Regions from separate parts of the Homo sapiens genome. Here all the other regions are linked to region 3. A link is a contact called in ENCODE Hi-C data. All regions are on one chromosome and are shown on one strand. The core of a region is the stretch at or near the end of the contact, and the rest is flanking DNA. Distances in the headings are between cores, read along the strand shown. Region 1 holds the start of SP1 (Sp1 transcription factor). Region 2 holds the start of TNS2 (tensin 2). Region 3 holds the start of HOXC-AS2 (HOXC cluster antisense RNA 2).

Evidence for each region. A loop is a pair of places that touch in the nucleus more often than their neighbours do. Pooled maps may share reads with other maps.
Region 1: a loop to region 3 is called in a map of Panc1, with 6 times the contacts of the local background. The contact joins the promoter of SP1 here to the promoter of HOXC-AS2 in region 3. A Hi-C loop is called at or near these places in 1 of 168 maps with a recorded cell type or tissue (Panc1).
Region 2: a loop to region 3 is called in a map of gastrocnemius medialis, with 4 times the contacts of the local background. The contact joins the promoter of TNS2 here to the promoter of HOXC-AS2 in region 3. A Hi-C loop is called at or near these places in 1 of 168 maps with a recorded cell type or tissue (gastrocnemius medialis) and 1 of 50 pooled maps.

Annotation. Positions count from the first base shown.
Region 1 is chr12:53,378,302-53,381,822 of GRCh38, forward strand. SP1 (Sp1 transcription factor) reads left to right here and starts at 1,875. Exons shown (of 6, transcript NM_138473.3): 1 at 1,875-1,997; 2 at 3,358-3,512. The coding sequence starts at 1,991. RefSeq lists enhancers at 968-1,468, 1,372-1,671, 1,504-1,798, 2,649-3,407 and a silencer at 1,912-2,541.
Region 2 is chr12:53,048,674-53,051,943 of GRCh38, forward strand. It overlaps TNS2 (tensin 2), which reads left to right and starts at 1,392. Exons shown (of 29, transcript NM_170754.4): 1 at 1,392-1,587; 2 at 3,182-3,270. The coding sequence starts at 1,513. All of the region lies in intron 2 of TNS2-AS1 (TNS2 antisense RNA 1), which reads right to left. RefSeq lists an enhancer at 1-396.
Region 3 is chr12:53,995,035-53,998,199 of GRCh38, forward strand. HOXC-AS2 (HOXC cluster antisense RNA 2) reads right to left here and starts at 1,751. Exons shown (of 3, transcript NR_047505.1): 1 at 1,636-1,751; 2 at 799-875; 3 at 174-484. RefSeq lists an enhancer at 183-751.

The DNA.
Region 1 (3,521 bases), core at 625-3,124, 620 kb before region 3:
GGGACTACTGGCGCACATCACCACGTCTGGCTAATTTTTGTTATTTTTTGTGGAGACGGGGTTTCACCATGTTGCCCAGGCTGGTCTTTAACTCCTGGGCTCAAGCGATCCGCCCGCCTCGGCCTCCCATAGTGCTGGGATTACAGGTCTGAGCCATTGCGCCCGGCGGCAGTTTAATTCCCTCAAGAATTTATAGAAAACTTTTGGTGGAACTATTCTGGGTTGGAATCTAACACTACAACTCATTTGCTTTGTGACCTTGGGTAAGTCACTTCTCAGCCTAAATGTCTTCACTTATAAAATACATAATATAGCTGATACTTAATAAAATCTTCCTTTTAAGGATGACATGGAATACTAACTGCCTCCCTGACTTAGGCACCTAACACGGTAGGCAGTCAGCAATCACTTCACCTTTTTACCTGTTTAAAGCAGCAGAGGCCTCAGTTCTTACCTTCAAAGGGCTTAAAATAGTTTAGGAGAATTCACATTTTAAAACATAAGAACATATAAGCAGGTGACAACATATAAGATACAAATACTGAAGGACATGACCTCATCGTGTCATTGACAAGCTATTAAGGCCGGCTCCACCAAAACACGGATAAAGAGGAGGCCAGAAATCCAGGTGCCTGCAGTAAAGTTTCTTAACCTTCGTGATTGCAAAAAGCTGGAGCTCAGCTATCTTGCTTTATGCATAGGCGGTATTTACTATTAAGGGGGAAAAAATGGAAGTGACTTATCCGCACTTTAGCCTCAAGGCTTGAAAAGTTAACCAGTCGTTTAAGTGGTTAGCGCCTTTGTCTGGGGGAACTTAATAAAATCGCGTTTTCTGGAGTCTCACGGAGACTCTGCATATTGGTCAGCTCAGTATTAACTTATTCGGTGAGTGCTGTCACCAGATCTCGTCCCGCCTGCATTCCCAGGGCTTGCAGCGACATTGAGGCATCTGCCCGCCTGTCCGACCACCCGGGAGGGGGGTAAGATTTGAGAGGTACTTTATAGGGGCAGTTAAATGAAGACGCAAACAAGTCCTAGTGTTGATGCGGAACTGCGCGCCGAATGCCTTGGCTCTGACACCTGTTGAGCTGCAGGACTCCGCTAAAGCGTCCCACCTAATGACTGTAACAACGTCCCCTGAGGAGGGCCAATATGGCGACGGTCTCCTCTTGGCATAGCCCTCTTCCCTCCCTCATGATGGGCAGCTCCAGTAACGCCCATTGGCTAACTAGGAGGCGGTGCCAGGCCTACTTCGTCCCCTCATTGGATTGAATAACTGAGGGAGCCGCCAATTCTCCTCTGCCACTCCAAGTTTCCGCCCTCAGTTAATTCGGCGTTTAATTGGCTTTTAGTTCACGTCAATATGCGTCCTTTCCTGTCTCTTTTCAGTCTAACTCCAATCATAACGTTCCTGGCTGCCCGCCTGATTTCTGATTGGTTTTAATCAGCTTCATCCTCTCCTATTCCTGCCTACTTCTTACCTCTCCGCCCACTAGGATTTTGCCCAAGCATATCCCGGATTCTGGTTGGCCGTTGTTCTGTCATTCCTATCAAAGCTTTGCCTATCCCTACGTCTCAGGGAGCCCGCCTGCCGGTTGACTGGTTTCCTTCCAAGCCAATCATCTCCAGCTCCCGCCCATCTTCACTTCCTGCATCCTTCATTGGCTTTTAACACTGAGAGGGCGGTCTTTTTAGGCGGACACCAGGCACGCAACTTAGTCTCACACGCCTTGGAGAGCAAGCGAGTCTTGCCATTGGATAATTCCACCGTCTTTCTTCTGCAAGTCCCTCCTTTCCCCCTCCCTCATTGGGCGGGGCAGCAGAGAAGGGGCGGGGCCTAGGTTGGGCTTGTGGCGCGCTGCTCCCTCCTCCTTACCCCCCCCTCCCTGTCCGGTCCGGGTTCGCTTGCCTCGTCAGCGTCCGCGTTTTTCCCGGCCCCCCCCAACCCCCCCGGACAGGACCCCCTTGAGCTTGTCCCTCAGCTGCCACCATGAGCGGTAAGGATGAGTCCACTCCAAGCTTAGGGGTGGGAGGCGAGTGAGGGGGCGCGCGCGAGGGCCGACCGGGCGATCCCCGCCGTGAAGCGGGGGCGGGCGGGAGGCGGCGGCGGCGGCGGCCTAGGTCCCGCCCGGGGCGGAGGGAAGGGAGGGAGACGGGGCAGTGGCGGGGCCTCCGAGGAGGAGGGGGATGGGCCGCCCGCCCCGGGGGAGGGGGCAGCGTGGCCTCGCCCGCCCCCTGCCCGCCCCGGCCACGGGGGACGGGCCTTACCCCCCACTACTCGGCCGCCCGCCTGAGGCTCCTCCCGCCGGGGGCTGGAGCCGCGGGGGCGGCCCGAGCAGCGAAGGCCCCGCCCGGGCCAACCGCCTGCCTGGTCCGCCCTCTGGTCGCCGCCTGCTCCAAGGCCCTCCTCCCCCCACTTTCCGTAGATTTCCCTTCCCCCCCGCCCCCCACCGTCCCGCCCTTTCCACGCCCCTCACCCCGAAACCGCCCTTTCCCTCAGGGCCCGCCCTCCGCCCCGAAACCTTCTGACTACTAACCTGTAGATCCCTTTAGTTCCTTAGCAGTATTCACAAATGTTTTTCTACTCACACTTTTTACTTCTTTTTCCCCTCTCGTTACTTTTCACACTTGGATTTTTGTTTGTCTTTTTTTTTTTTTTTTTTTTTGAGACGGAGTTTTCGCTCTTGTTACCCAGACTGGAATGCAATGGTGCGATCTCGGCTCACTGCAACCTCTGCCTCCCGGATTCAGGCGATTCTCCTGCCTCAGCCTCCGGGAGTAGCTGGAATTACAGGCATGCGCCACCACACCCGGCTAATTTTGTATTTTTAGTAGAGACAGGGTTTCTCCATGTTGGTCAGGCTGGTCTCAAAACTCCCGACCCCAGGTGATCTGCCTGCCTCCGCCTCCCAAAGTAATGGGATTACAGGCGTGACCACCGCGCCTGGCCTCTCCATCTCTTTTAAACTTAATTTTAGCAAGCTTTCCATGCACCCACATGTTGTTTTATGCCTTACCTGTCCTTTTCCTTTTTTTCCCTTAGGATACTTTTTCTTATTTAGAAACTCTCACCATGCCTACCGTCCTTCACATTTCCTATCCCCAAAGCACTTTTTGAATGTTTTCTTAGTTTAATTTTGTACAAGGGAGAATTAAGGCCCACTTTTGGCACATTGAACCTAGTTCATGTCCTGCATGCCCTGCAGCTCCCCTCTGCCCTCCAATCCATTTTCTTTATACTGGTGGCTTTCGCCTTCCTGTTAGTCATTGCTATTTCATCATAGCCTCCTTTTATCCTTCCTACTTCATTTCTTTTCTTCCCTCAAGTTTACGTTGTTTGTTTTTTAATTATTTTAGACCAAGATCACTCCATGGATGAAATGACAGCTGTGGTGAAAATTGAAAAAGGAGTTGGTGGCAATAATGGGGGCAATGGTAATGGTGGTGGTGCCTTTTCACAGGCTCGAAGTAGCAGCACAGGCAGTAGCAGCAGCACTGGAGGAGGAGGGCAGGTAAGTGAT
Region 2 (3,270 bases), core at 142-2,641, 950 kb before region 3:
GGGACACATTTCTTGGCCTGGAAAATTGGAGCTTCCAGGGAGAGGTGTCAGGCTAGGCCCAATCCAGTCAGGTCCTCGCAAGGGTCTCAAGTGGGCACCCACAGCAGGCCTCACCCCAGAGAATGCAGGATTCTTCATCCCAGGGAACCCATCCTGGTGGATATGAAGGAGCAGGAAGCAAGTAGAAGGGACTCCGTGGGAGAAGCCAGGGCTGGGGGAGTTGCCTGAGTACTGGGACATTCAATAAATACCATGCAAATGAGAGGGGCACATTTGCACATTCTTTCAAGTGACAGCTATAGCCTGTCCCAGGGGCTGCTGTCCACAGCTTGGGGCTGAAGACTCCCAGGCCATTAACCCCTTAGCTTTTAGGAAGATTACTCCCCCTTTTTCAAGGCCCCATCCACCTCCCTCCCTTGACTCCCAGGACGGGAAGTTGGCCATGTTCCCAGGAGGGAGGCCGGAGGCCCATGGATGGGGGTGGAGTATGTGTTGGGAGGGGGGACCTCCTGTCCAGTCCTCAGGCCCTGGGACAGCTGCTGAGGAAGGAGAGCAGACCCAGGAGAGCCATGAAGGTAGTACTCAGGCTTCGGGGTTGCCGCGGGGGGAGGGTGCAGCCCTTGGGTAGAGAGCCCAAGTTGCAGGGCTGGAAAGAGGGCTAGGGATCTGTGAGATCATGTCTGAAACAAAGCCAGGGAATGGGTGAGTGGGGGGCACTGTGTCAGGAGCAGAAACCTGGGGGCTTTCAGGAGAAGGGCCTCATATGCCTTAGGCTGTGGCAGGAGAATGGATTACTCCCCAAACCTGAGCAAAGCAGTCTTGTGGCTGGAACTTGGCCTTGCAAGGTGTATTGAGGGTAAAGGTGGGCGGTGCATGCTTTCCTTTTCCTACTTCATAACGAGTGAAACTGAGACAGGAAGGGGGCCCCCAGTCCCATTTTTACCTGACTCTCAGGACACACTCGGGATCCTGGGCCTGCCTGCTGGTAGTAGTTCCCAGCTCCACTCCCTCCCCAGCGGAAGTCCCTCGAGAGCTTGAGAGTTCAGGCTGGAGCCTGGCTGGGACACACTGTTCCCCACTTGCCCTTTAGCCCTGCCCCGAGACCAGAATTCTCACCCGGCCCCACCGGGGGTGGGGGCAGAATCTCAAGACCATGGATCCCTGCAGATCCCTGGAGAGTGTGGTGTCCCAGGTGTGGGACAACTCCAGAGTTGGGGGAGTAGGGGGAGCAAAAGATCACAGGCTGACACTCCCAGCAGGGTAGATCCTGGGAATCTGATCTCCTGGCCTCCCCCACATCCTCCCCCCTCCACTTCCTGGAGCAGCGACCTGCCCCCTTCCCGCCTGCACTTCCCTCCACTTCCAGGGCCGGGCTTCTCCTCACACCAGCCAGACAGCCTACCCTCCGCCCAGGGGAAGCGGCTGCCTCCGCCAGGCCGCTTCCAGGAAGCCCCGGGCCAGGCCCCAGCATTGTTCAGGCCCTGGGGCCAGCACCCCAGCCAGCCGAACACCATGAAGTCCAGCGGCCCTGTGGAGAGGCTGCTCAGAGCCCTGGGGAGGAGGGACAGCAGCCGGGCCGCAAGCAGGGTAGGAGTGCCCACCAGCTGGGCAAAAGAGGGGCAGGGGTGGAGGTGCGGGCAGTGGGGGAGGGGACCAGGAATCAGGCCAGGCCTTCTTCCCAATTTCAGCTTCCTCAGCCTTCTTCCCTGGCCCAGCATCCCCTCCGGAGTGGCCAGGGCTGTAGTGTGAGGGGATGTTTGGGTTAGAGTAGGTCCTGCTGTCTGTTTTGGCTCCTCTCACCTTCCCTGCTCTAGCCTGGGCCAACCCCAGGAGGTCCTGGCCCCCCAACATAAGCCCCAGGTGCCTCACTGCAGGACTTTGCCATGCGCTATCCAGGTATCCTCCAGCAGGCTCAGAGATCATCAGGCCCCTTCCCTGGCCCAGGGAAGTTTGAGGGAAATGGGGTGGCAGGGTGGAAAAAGAGAGAGGAGAGGGAGTCAGGAGTGCTTTGGAACTGGAGGTTTGCTTTCCACTGACAACATCCATATCTGCTGCTAATGCCAACATGCTCCCAAGTGTCTTAGTGGGTCCCACAAAGTTGATCCAGCCCAGAAGAGTTGCAGGGACAGTCAAGAAACCAGAGGTGCTGCCCACATCCCCATCACTCCCTTTCCCAACTTCCCAGCCTTGCCCCAAAAGCAGCAGCTCAGGACAACCTGAGATACTACTGTGATGGGTCCCCGGGAGGAGGACAGCAGGAGTCTGAACTCCAGAGGAGGGGGAATATGGGTAAAACAGAGAGATGGCAAGGAGACAAGCTGTCCCCAGACAGAGGATGGGAGGAGAGAACCCACAGTGGGAGGGGAAGGGACTGAGATAGGCCTGGGCCATAAGGGGGCATCCCAGGCTCCTGCCTCACTGCATCTCTGGGTCAGGAGGGGCTGAACAGGGAATCTGGTCCACTCCTTTCTCATTCAATGCGTGAATCCCAAGTGCCAGGGTGCAGGGGGTCGGGGGAGAACTCACAGCATCCAAAGCCAGCTAAACATCTCTCCCCAGTGACAGGCTTCTATCTGTTTCCCTCCAGCATGACCACCCCCATTACACAATTGCTGTCTGCTGCCTCAGTGCACAATGAGTAAACATGTTGTTCTGACCGTGGGGGAGGAGGGCATGTCAGCTGCCTGGAGCGTGGGGACAGCAGGAGCTAAAGGAGCAGGACTGGCTGAGGCCACTCCTGCCGGCTCAGTCTGGTGCTGCAGGACTGACATACAACACATATGTTTGGAACCTCCCTGCTCACTCTGCACACAGGTCTCCATGCGGGGAGGACAAGATGGGAAGAGTCAGGGAGTACCCTTACCACACCAGGGGGAAAGCCTGAGCATGGAGGCTTTTCCACAAGGGCATCACACACCAGGGCCATGTGAGGGGCCCAAGTGATCCCCTGGGGAGGAGCTGACCCAGCAAAGGTGACGCAAGGGGTCAGATTCCATGCACAGTTGAGGACAGGCCCCATGACCGCCCTGAAGCAGCTGTGGCCAAGTGCGTCCTACAAGTTTGAGGGCTTGATCTGGACGGAGAAAACCAGTGCAGTGCTAAGGCAAGGCTCCTGCCCAGTCCCGGAGATGGAGATGGGCCCACTGGGAACTCACACCTCTGTTTGTCCCTCCACCTTCAGCCTAGGAAAGCTGAGCCTCATAGCTTCCGGGAGAAGGTTTTCCGGAAGAAACCTCCAGTCTGTGCAGTATGTAAGGTGACCATCGATGG
Region 3 (3,165 bases), core at 501-3,000:
GCCGGGCCTGGCAAAGAGGCCTCGGGAAATGTTGAACCTGTATGTGATCTCAGGCTCACACTCATGTTGTGGGTCTGTCTGCCTCAGGAGATGCGGTTTGCCTTTCTGTCTGAGACGCCCCAAACCCTGAGCTCTCCTTCCCAAGGCTGGAAAAAAAATCGGGAAAAACGGCGGAATTTGCACTTTCATTCATTGGGTTATCTGCAACTGAGAGGGGCTGGTTAAGGCGTCCCCAAGTTGGAAGGGCGCTTTGCTTCTGTTTTCTGGATGCAGAGTCCTCTGACTCCCTCTGCCACGGGCTGAGTTTCCGGCTCCAGGTTCGCGTGTCGCCCTGAGGTTTGAGGCCAGACAGCTCGCAGTCGGGCAGGGAGGGCGGGGGAGAGACGAGCGGCTCTGGCCCCTTAATTGTACTTCGGGCTCGTATTGTCTCTCCTTTCGCCACCTCCGCTTCCTCAGTCTGGGCTCCAAAGTCACTGCAAATTTCCTTGCGACACATACATCACACAAAAGATCAGGTAACAAGGCGCTCAGGGCCACTGGGGCTCCGGGCAGGGCAGGGAGCGGCTCTAGCTCTGGGGCGGCTCCCCCTCCAGCCACTCCCAGGCTGGAAAACCAGACCGCGTTGGGGGAGCCGGAAATAGCCCCGCTTGCTGCGGAGCGTCAGGGCGGGGGCGCCGGCGGGAATGCAGGCCCGGCAGGCCGTGGCTTTGAGAGAGCCACGTTCACAGGCCCTGGGGATTTCACTCCTGCTGGGCCTCGGGACCTGACTCCTGGTGTGTAGGGATCCCAGATACCCACCTTGGGTGGGGGCAGGACGCGGGTTTCCTCGCGGCAGGCCAAGAGAACTCAGTTTCTGCTTCCAGCGCAGGCCTTAGCTAGGAGGAGTTGTGTGTGGGTGTGTTTTTCCCAACAAAGAGGGATCAGGAGAGAGAAGGGGGGAAAGTAGAGGGGAACCAGGGAGGGGGCGGGGAGGGGAAGAGGGCAGTGGAGAGGTGAAATGAGCCCATTTCAGGGGGAGAAGGAAAATGAAAGCAAATGGAGTACGGCCTTCTCCGCGCAGGGCGGGTGCTGACGAGCCGGGAGCGGGCTCCCTGCCTGCGGCAGCCGGGATGGCCCGCTGGGGACACCGGAGAAAGCCTGTTTTAAATTTAATCCGAACTTGACGGTGTGGATTGAACCGGAGGGAATTTAAATCACTAAAAGGAAGGCGCGGGGCAGGGGGAGGGGACGACTCTAACCTGTCTATCTTTCTGTCTGTCCTTCCCACGGTGCTAGTTTGGTTGTGGCCGCAGCTGCCCAGGTTTCAGGTGATGGAGTAAGGGTGCCCCTCCCCCTCAGGGGTCTCTCCTGTGCCCAGTGAAGTCTTTTGGGGGTGGGAGGGAACTCTAAGAACCAGAGTGAATGCACAGCTGCGAGCTAAAGCTGGGGTTTCCCCCTCCCCAACAAGAACTCCCAGTGGCCTCCAGTCCCTGGGTTTGCCCCAGCGGTGCTGAGGAAAATTGAAGGGAGTATGTGGGTGAGGGGAAGTCTGGAGTATGGCAGAAGATTCAGAAGGAGTAACTGAACCCCAGGAAGACAGACCTTCCTTCTTGGTGCCCCTATATCCTTTGTGCCCCGCCCCCCGCACCTACAAACCTGGATTTGAGGGAAATCTGCAGGTCCGCTTCAAAGCCCTGGTCTGCCACCCACACCCCTCCAAATGTGGAGAATGGGGGCTACAGGCCACATGCAGTTGTGGACCTGCGGAACCTCCGCCCAGTGGACTCCGGAACTCCCAGCCTCTTCTAGCCCCCCTCCCCAAGGCCGCCTCTCTCCGAAGGGCGCAGGGAAAATGAGGCATTGGCTGGGAAGGGGCTGTGGGCGAGGCCTGCTTCCTGATCCACAGCCGTGCCTGCCTCTGAGTGGGAAGAGTTCGGAGGTCATAGTCCCAGAAAATAAAATAAAATAAAGGAAAGCGACAATCTCCTTGGTTTCACAGGGGATTTCACGGCAGCAGGGATCCCGCCGGTGAGCCTCACTGCCCGCTGCTGCCGCCTCCGCAGAGTGGGCAGGCAGGGTGCGCAGGCAGCTCAAGAGTTGAAAAGAAGGCGGTGTTCAAAGGGGGTAGGAGAGAAGGGGGCATCTCTTTACGGCCCCAATGTCTATTTGAGGAACTCTCCCAAATAGCAGAGGCCCATAGGGGAGGCTCCTTAGGGACTCTTTCCTCCAGGAAAGCTGAGGCTGGGGCAGCTGGCCTTGTCGCTTGGAGAAGACGCAAAGGAAGAGCAGGGGTGAAACCTCTTTCCTCTTCTGTTTCTTCGCTCCTTGAATAGAGCAGGGCTCAGCCCCCAGCTGCCTAAGCGGCTGTCTGGACCAATATGGGGTTCTATATCCCTGAGGCCTAGAGTACCCATCCGAGCAAGTCTCCTGGGAGGGGCAGGAGAGGAGCCCTCTTCCGCCTTTGTGTCCAGACAGAAGTGGCCGCCGCGCCCGGAGCCGGTCCCGCGGCAAAGGCCCGGCAAGCCAGCGGGCTGCACAATGCCACGGCTGCTCCGCCAGCTCGCCCCTGCCCCGTCCTGCCTGCCTACGGCCGCCCTTCCTCCGCCTCCCTCTCTGCACGCCTGCCTTTCCCGGCTCTCCTATCTCTTTTCATCTTGCCTTCCTTCTTTTAATTCTCCCCCTTTTTTCCCTTTATTCTAATGCTCCGCTTCCTTCTTTCCTCTCTTGGGCCTGACTCCATGTTTCAGTTGGTCTGTCCCAGGCTGTCTCGGGTTCAGTCTCTCTCAGGCTCTGTCCCCTGATGTCCTCTTGGTCTCAGTCTGGCCCCGGGCCCCGCTGAGGGCTAAACGTCTCTGCTCATCGCTGCCAGCAGCCGCCCAAGTGCCGGGCCCGGTCCTCAGCCGCCCTGGGCTGGGGGAGGTGCTGGCTGTACTGGGGATTTGGAGAAAGCCTCGGCAGGGGGACTGGAACCTCCTGTCTTTTCCTTGAACTAGTGAGGGAGATTTTTTGATTGACAGCTAACCCAACTCCATCAAGGCCAAAGAGATATTCTGTTTCTTGTTGTAAGTTGGGCTTCCCAGCTCAGTCCAGCTCAAGGGAGGGGAAGACAGTGGCGCCAAGGAGCTGAACCCCCAAGTCGCCTCTCCCCAACCAAACACATCCCTCATCCTCCCCCATGAGTTGAAA